3 separate regions of the Homo sapiens genome follow, and regions 2 and 3 are each linked to region 1. Evidence: read pairs that join two places in POLR2A ChIA-PET (ENCODE). Cell type or tissue: K562. All regions are shown on one strand.

Region 1 (2,500 bases):
CTGCCTCTGTATTTTGGGTACTGTCTTTAAAGCGGCTCTGCCTCTCCCTCCTCCTTTCCTCTTTCCAACCAATGTGTTTGCGGCTGGAACATCAGGCCTGTTGTGCGTGGCCTTGACATACACCATGTCCCGGGCCTGGCCCCGCCTACCACCCTGGCTGGGCCACGAGCACAGCGCCTGGTTCCACATGCCTCAGGGATGAGCCGCAGAGAGTGTGACCAGGCCCAGCTGACACATCTCAGAGCACATGTGGGTCTGCCTCCCACAGGCCCAGCCGGCCCCCCAACACCAGCCAAGTCTCAGCCCGTCATCGTCCCCCGGGGGTGGTGCTGGGCCTTGTGGGGCAGAAGGAAAGGTAAACCATGACCCTGAGGAGCTCAGAGACTGGGGTTCTTGGGAAGCCAATTCAGGCCTAGAACCAGGGCCAAAGTCTGGGTGGTTTTAGAGGAAAAAGAGACTGGCTCTGGGGTTGAAAACTGTGTCACCAGGGACCAGGCAGGAATTTAAAATGAGCAGAGTGGGCTGGGGTAAGATGATAAATAGCTACTATTCCTTGGCCTCAGCATCAGAGAGACAAGAGGGAGTGGTGGGGACTGGGGCACATGCCTTGTCTGAAGACAGTCACCTCTCAGCTCCGGTTGATGGTGGTCCCTAGAGAACAGGGCCCAATATGATCGGATGCTCCGTGCCCTGATTTTCCAGAGGGAATCAAAACACAGGTTTTTATGTAGTACCCACAGATTCTTAAATATTGGCTTCATTCATTTAAAAATTCTATGTGGGCTGAGGAAAGCCCCACAGGCTTGGGCGCCAGATTGGGCCCCTGAGGCCTCCAGTTTGCAGCCTCTGTTCGCTGCAGCTGAATGGAGCAGGCAGAGAAGGAGCAAATCTCAGCCTGACCCCGAGTCAGGAGCTATGGGTTGGGACGGTGGCCAGGACCCAGCTCCAGCAGCTCCAAGGGACGTGGAGAAGTTTTCTGTCATCTGGTCCCCTCCTCCACTCCATGGAGATGATTCCCCCGCCCGCCAGCTCCAGCAGGCTGGGGGGTGAAAGGGAGCCTGGGCGGGAGCCGAGGTCTCCTTTCTCACATGGGACACAGCTGTGGATGTTTTTCAGGCGGATCCTAATTTCTCTCTCCCCATCCCCCGTGGCTCTGCCACACCAGGAAGTGGGTGACTCTCTGTGTCCCAAGTTGTCCCCCAAAAGTCCGCTCCATGCTCCAAGCTACCTGCTTCCACAAGCACAACTTTGAAGCTTCACCATGTCCCTTATAACCAATTTTCAGATGAAACAGGCTCAGGGAGGGAAAACATCTGGCCCAGGCCCCTGCAATCAACACACAGAGGAGCTGGACTTAAACCCAGGCCTCACGCACTTGACCACTGGGCCCTCATCCTGTCTCTTCCTGGTAGAACCCAGCCCACCCTCCAAGTCTTGCTCCAGCGCTTCCTCCTGGCTTATTGAACAAGCAGCCAGGCCCTTGGCCCACTGCCAGGTATTCAGACATGAACAGATAGTGTGTCTCAGGCTCCCCTGTGCTATTTGTTGAATGAATATTTCACTCATTTTCTCCAAAGTCGTGGGTGGTTGTCCATATCCAATCTGTTGTCTCAGCCTCTGACCACATGTCTGTACACTTCCCCGATGCCTCCTCCTGGATGGCCCCCAGGCATCCTCCAAATCAGTATGCCCAAAGCAAGTTCAGCAACTTCCCCCAAACTGTCCCTCTGCCTGTCTCCCTTCTTTTGGAAGGCTGCACAACTGTTCAGCGTCCAAAGCCAGAAACATGAGCATCATCCATAAAGCCTCCCGCCGCCATGCCTCCAACCCAATTGGTCACCAAAGCCTGGGAGTCTCGTCCTCAACCTCCCTCAAATCCATCCACCCTCCCCTCCTCTGAGGCTGCCATGCCAGGTCAATCTCATCACCTCTCACTCAGGTGGCTGCAATTCCTTGCCACCTCGCTACTTTCCCTGCAACGATACTTCCTCTCCCTCAAATTCAGCCTCCTGCAGGAGCCTGAAAGACACCTACTATTTTCTGCTGTTTACTATCAGAAGCTCCCCATTATTTTCAAAGGAAGTGTAGCACCTTGGCCAGCCTTAAAGCCTCTGACCTCTCCCTTACAATTTGTATGTTCCAGCCAGCCCGAACTACCCACTTCTCCACGATGTCTTTTCTGATCTCTGAACCTTTGCATAGGCTGTTCCTTTTTTTTTTTTTTTTTTTTTTGAGATTGGGTCTCACTCTGTTGCCCAGGCTGGAGTGCAATGGCACGATCTTGGCTAACTGCAACCTCCACCTCCCGGGTTCAAGAGATTCTCCTGCCTCAACCTCTCGAATAGCTGGGAGTACAGGCATGCACCACCACAGCCCAGCTAATTTTTTTATTTTTAGTAGAGATGGGGTTTCACCATGTTGGCCAGGCTGATCTCAAACTCGTGACCTCAGGTGATCTGCCCGCCTCGGCCTCCCAAAGTGCTGGGATTACAGGTGTGAG
Region 2 (2,500 bases), 80 kb after region 1:
ATGGGCCCAGCTGGAATGACCCCATTACCAGGGGGTTCAATTCCTTGCAGAATCGATGTTCCAGCCATAAAACTTCTTCTTATTTTGAACTAAATAAAACCTGCCTCTCCTGGGGACCATCCAGACTGGCCTTGGAAGACCTCCCTGCCCTGTAAGGTGGAATGAGGCCTCTGACATTGCACAGAGTGTTCATTCTCTTGAAAAGCCCTTGCTGAGCTCCTACTGTGTGCAAAGCAGTGGTCTAGGCACTGAGGACACAGAAGTAAACAAGACCGACAAGGTCCCTGTTATCATAGGGCTGATGTTCTAAGGAGAGGAAACAAACATTACATGTGTAAACCCCTAAGAAACATAACAATTAGATAATCATTTGTTGAGGAAATCTAAGTATCAGAAGCATCTAAACAACAGAGAACATGTAGAATATATTTTTCTGATTTTTTTTTTTTTGAGACAGAATCTTGTTCTGTTGCCCAGGCTGGAGTGCAATGGCACGATCTCCACTCACTGCAACCTCCACCTCCGGGGTGCAAGTGATTCTCCTGCCTCAGCCTCCTGAGTAGCTGGGATTACAGGTGCCTGCCACCATGCCCAGCTAATTTTTGTATTTTTAGTAGAGACAGGGTTTCGCTATGTTGGCCAGGCTGGTCTTGAACTCATGACCCAGGTGATCCACCCACCTCGGCTTCCCAAAATGCTGGGATTACAAGTGTGAGCCACTGTGTCTGGCCTGATCATCTGTTTTTTACATGACACCATTATATAAATCAGATGATGTTCTTTCCTGGTTTAAAACCCTCTCATGGCTCCCACTGTCTTCTAGATCAAATATAAATGCCTTAATACACCACTAAGGGTCTGTATGTTCCAAGTCCCGTGGATCTATCTGACCTCACCCCTTCACCCATTCTACTCCAGCCACATGGGCCTCCTCAGTGTTCCTTGGACATGCCAAGATCTTTTAGTCCTCATAGCCATCGCACATGTTGTTCTTCCACCTGATGCTCTTCCTCACACTCTCCAACTGGACAACGCCCCCTCAAGACAGTCCCATCTGGGTCCTGTCTTGCCTATCAGCTTGGCTCATTTGGCATTCTTCCCTGAGTCCCTGCGAAAATCCACGCAAAATGGAAAGAAAAATAGTCAGGAAAGATCATGAGTCATTTGTTTACAGGCACTAATTAATTGCTAAGCTCGAAAACTTGATTTCCATTCTTCCTTTTTTCCCCTCTCTGCCCTTTGAGAATGTTTGGAATCCACATTGTTTCCCAATGCAAAAAGTATGTCAGTTTATTTTTAGCAAATGCACATGATGGCTGGGACTGTTATTCATCCCCCCGCGTCAGTGGGGAGCTGGCCACGGAGCATGTGGGCTGCTTGATGCTCTTCAGATGTGGCTCCTGGAAGGCCAGCTGGTCTGCAATGGCCCAAGCTGGGTCCAGCATTGAGGCACTGGGGACAGAGGTTCCAGGCTGCACTTTCTCCTCCGGGCCAGGGGTGGTGCAGTGGAGTGGGAGGCAAGAGGACAAACACTTCCTCCCAGACTGGCTGAGCAAAGCCCTTTCTCCTGGACTAGTAGGTGGGCAGCTTGGGTATTTCAGCATCTTGCCCTCCACTTCTTGTCTTAGAAGGACCTAATTGATTCACCCTTGGTTCAACCAGGATGGGAAAGTCCCCATGCTCTGTCTAGCTGATGCCACTGTGCCTTCTCTGTTCCCCTCCTGTCCCCCACCACCCCCACCTGCGACCCCTCTGAGCCCACCTTGCTCATCCTTCCTGCTCTCTGGGAGCCCAGGTAGGAGATTAGGGACATCCCCCTCTAGTAAGAACACTTGCCAAGAGCTTCCTTCCAAGATGGCTGCTTCCACTCCCCTTGCACCTTTCAGAGTCCATTCTCTGGCCTGGATGGGGCCCAGAAGCTATGGGGAATCTGCTTCCACCTACTCTGAGGGATCATAAAGGACCTGTCTCTAACAGATCCTATTGCCTCCAGCAATAAGGGTGGATGGTATGCCTGTGGAACAACAGACTGTCACCCCCCAGAAGGCAAGAACTATATCTGTTGTGGTCTTTGTCTCCAGGGCTTAGTACACAGTGGGAGCTCAATAAAGACCTGTTGAATGATTGTGACCTGAGTTCCAGCTCGCTGTGCAATGACCATTGTCACTTGCCTCTTCTGAGCCTCACTGTCCCATCTTGCCAAGGGGTAACTGATTGTTAAAGCCCAGAGCAGGGATTGCAAACTCAACTGCCTACAAGATCGGGCAGGGACATAAAAGTGAAACTGGCAGGAGACAACTGTGGTCATGTCCTGTCTAGAGGGGACAGCCACTCCCCAGCCCCAGCACCCAGGACTATGAACCCGAGTCCCTGCATCTTCCCATTTCCCAAGAGAAGCCGGGAATCTGGATGTTTGTGTACGACATTCTGATTTTTCATAGTTGGCAACTCATTTTAACTTGCAGCAAAAGCACCATGCAGGCCAAACCCAACACATCTC
Region 3 (2,500 bases), 75 kb after region 1:
GAGCTGAGGTGGGTGGGATTGCAGTGAGTGGCGCTGAGCTGAAGTAAACTGAGGTGAACTGAGGTCAGCTGAGCTGAGCGGAGGTGAGGTGAGTTAAGCAGAGTTAGTTGGGTTGAGTTGAGTCAGGTAGAGGTGAGTTTTCACCTGAACTGCGCTCTGCTGAGTGGAGGGGCGCAGGGCTGATGTCAGTCGTGCTGATGAGCTGGGTTGTGTCAAACTGAGCAAAGGAGGGTTGAGTGGAGACACATTAAGCTGAGTCGAGTTCAACTAAACACAATGAGTGGAGTTCTGTTGAGTTGAATTCAGTTGAGGTATTGCGTGGATTCAAATCAAGTTAAGGTGAGTTTATTTTTATTTATTTATTTATTTATTTTTGAGATGGAGTCTCGCTCTGTCACCCAGGCTGGAGTGCAGTGGAGCCACCTCTGCTCACTGCAACCTCCGCCTCCTGAGTTCAAGCGATTCTCCTGCCTCAGCCTCCCGAGTAGCTGGGATTACAGGCACCTGCCACCACACCCAGCTAATTTTTGTATTTTTAGTAGAGACAGGGTTTCACCATGCTGGCCAGGCTGGTCTTGAACTCCTGACCTCAAATGATCCACCTGCCTCGGCCTCCCAAAGTGCTGGGATTACAGGCATGAGCCACCGCACCCGGCCTATCTTCGCTTTATACATAAAAAAATTAAGATGTTTTTTACCCCATAAGAATTAATTTCCACCCCTGTGGGGGCAATGTCACCTCCACACACACACACCCAAATGCCCGAGAGAATGCCTAAGTCAGGCTGAGCAGAGGCAAGGAGAGGGATCCGTCTACAAAAAGGATCTGTTTTGACTTCCTGGAGGAGGCAGTCTCTGGCGTGGATTGTGATTACCACAAGGCTGAGGCCCAGGCCAAGGCCAGCCCAACCTCAGTTGGAGTTCTCCTTCCACCACGCCCTGTTTCCTTCTCCCCTCCTCCAGCCCCATTTCCTCACCTGTGAAATGAGATATAGTAACAGAAGAAACAACAAACGTACAGGCCCTGAAGCAGGTACCAGCTCGGCATATTGACTTTAGCTGAGGGAGGTTCCTGTGGTTGGAGGGGTGAAAGGGAGAGGAGGGGCGGTCAGTGGAGCTCCATCACGTCAAATCTTGCGGGACACGGGCAGGAGTTGAAGTCTATCCTGAGGACAATGGGGAGCTATGGGAGGATTCTGAGCAGGAGAAGGACGTGACGTGCATAAATGAAGCCTCTGGATGGACCCTGAATGGACTCCCCAGGGGCCCAGGACAGTGCACCTAGATGGCCGAGCTAATTGTCCATGCTCTGGCCACAGGGGGCAGAATCTGAGGCTCATGTTCACAGCCTCCTTTGTGGGAGACAGAACATCTGCCTCATACAGCAGAAAATTCTCCACACATAGGAAGGAGGTTCGGATTCTGGACAGTTGGAAGAAATGCCTCAAAACGCCCAACAGTAACAAGAAATAAACAATTGGACAGAGTGCTGTGGGGCTGGTTGGATAGAGGGAAAAAGGCCCAGGCCAGGCCTCTTGGGGTCTGCCCCAACCCCAAGACCCCAAGCCACCTCCCATACATACAAAGCCATGCCCTGGTCCCCAGTCTGGGGTGGCGGGCCCTGAACACTGCTGGGTCCCAGAACCTCATGCCAAGAGTTGCCTTCTTCACGGTATGTGTCACCTGCTTTCATTAACCACTAAAAGGGTGTTCCAGGCAGGGTGTGGAGGCTCACGCCTGTAATCCCAGCACTGTGGGAGGCCGAGGCAGGAGGATCACTGATCGAGACCAGCCCAGGCAGCATAGCAAGACCCTGTCTCTACAAAAAATTAAATTAAAAATTAGCCAGGCGGATGATGCAGTCTTGTCGTCCCAAGCTACTCGGGAGGCTGAGGTGGGAGGATCACTTGAGCCCAGGAAGTTGAGGAGGCAGTGAGCTGTGGTTGCGCCACTGCACTCCAGCCTGGGTGACAGAGTAAGACCCTCTTAAAAAAAAAGGCTGTTCCAGCAGCATGCACAGTGACACTCAAGGGGCCCCATGGGACACCCTCAACCCAGAGATTTCCCCTTTTGGAAAGACAAGCTCTACGGACAAGCAGACCCAGGTGCCCACCTAGGCTAGTGATGTCGCCTCTCTGAAACTGTTTCCTTACCGTGAAAGGGCCAGAGCCTTCCCCACCTTTCAATGGAAGAAAGTCACCTTCCCACCCAGGATGTCGGGGTGGCCTAACACTGGTCTTCAGAGTCACAAAGATCCTGATTTTATTCCCACTGTCCACACACCTGTTAGGTACCAGGAACCAAACTGGGTACTTTACATCTAGAGCTCTATATAATCCTCACGGCAGCCCATGGGGGCAGAGCCAGGACTCAGACCCAGGTCTGCCTGATATACAAACCCTTGCCTTAACCACTGGGCCATAGACCAGTGGATGCCAACCACTCCTTAGCGAGTGCCTACCGTGTGCCCAGCACTGTGCTGAGCAATCTACAGGAATTT

What was found. Peaks named below come from ENCODE experiments on the same cell type or tissue, not always from the same donor. Only the 100,000 strongest peaks of a DNase experiment are listed, where the experiment ranks them.
Region 2: POLR2A ChIA-PET joins it to region 1 with 5 read pairs; 6 of 35 experiments call an interaction of 5 or more read pairs at or near these places.
Region 3: POLR2A ChIA-PET joins it to region 1 with 5 read pairs; 6 of 35 experiments call an interaction of 5 or more read pairs at or near these places.

What each region holds. Positions count from the first base shown.
Region 1 is chr20:50,303,179-50,305,678 of GRCh38, reverse strand. All of the region lies in intron 2 of LINC01270 (long intergenic non-protein coding RNA 1270), which reads right to left. Among named protein-coding and RNA genes, the nearest start is that of LINC01270, 12 kb to the right of the region's middle. RefSeq lists an enhancer at 1-699. In K562, no CTCF peak of the experiment used is centred here; a DNase peak (open chromatin) is centred at 1,501.
Region 2 is chr20:50,223,620-50,226,119 of GRCh38, reverse strand. No RefSeq gene overlaps it. Among named protein-coding and RNA genes, the nearest start is that of CEBPB-AS1, 33 kb to the right of the region's middle. RefSeq lists enhancers at 922-1,422, 1,423-1,923. In K562, a CTCF peak has its summit at 1,497; a DNase peak (open chromatin) is centred at 1,481.
Region 3 is chr20:50,227,924-50,230,423 of GRCh38, reverse strand. No RefSeq gene overlaps it. Among named protein-coding and RNA genes, the nearest start is that of CEBPB-AS1, 37 kb to the right of the region's middle. In K562, a CTCF peak has its summit at 1,303; a DNase peak (open chromatin) is centred at 1,268.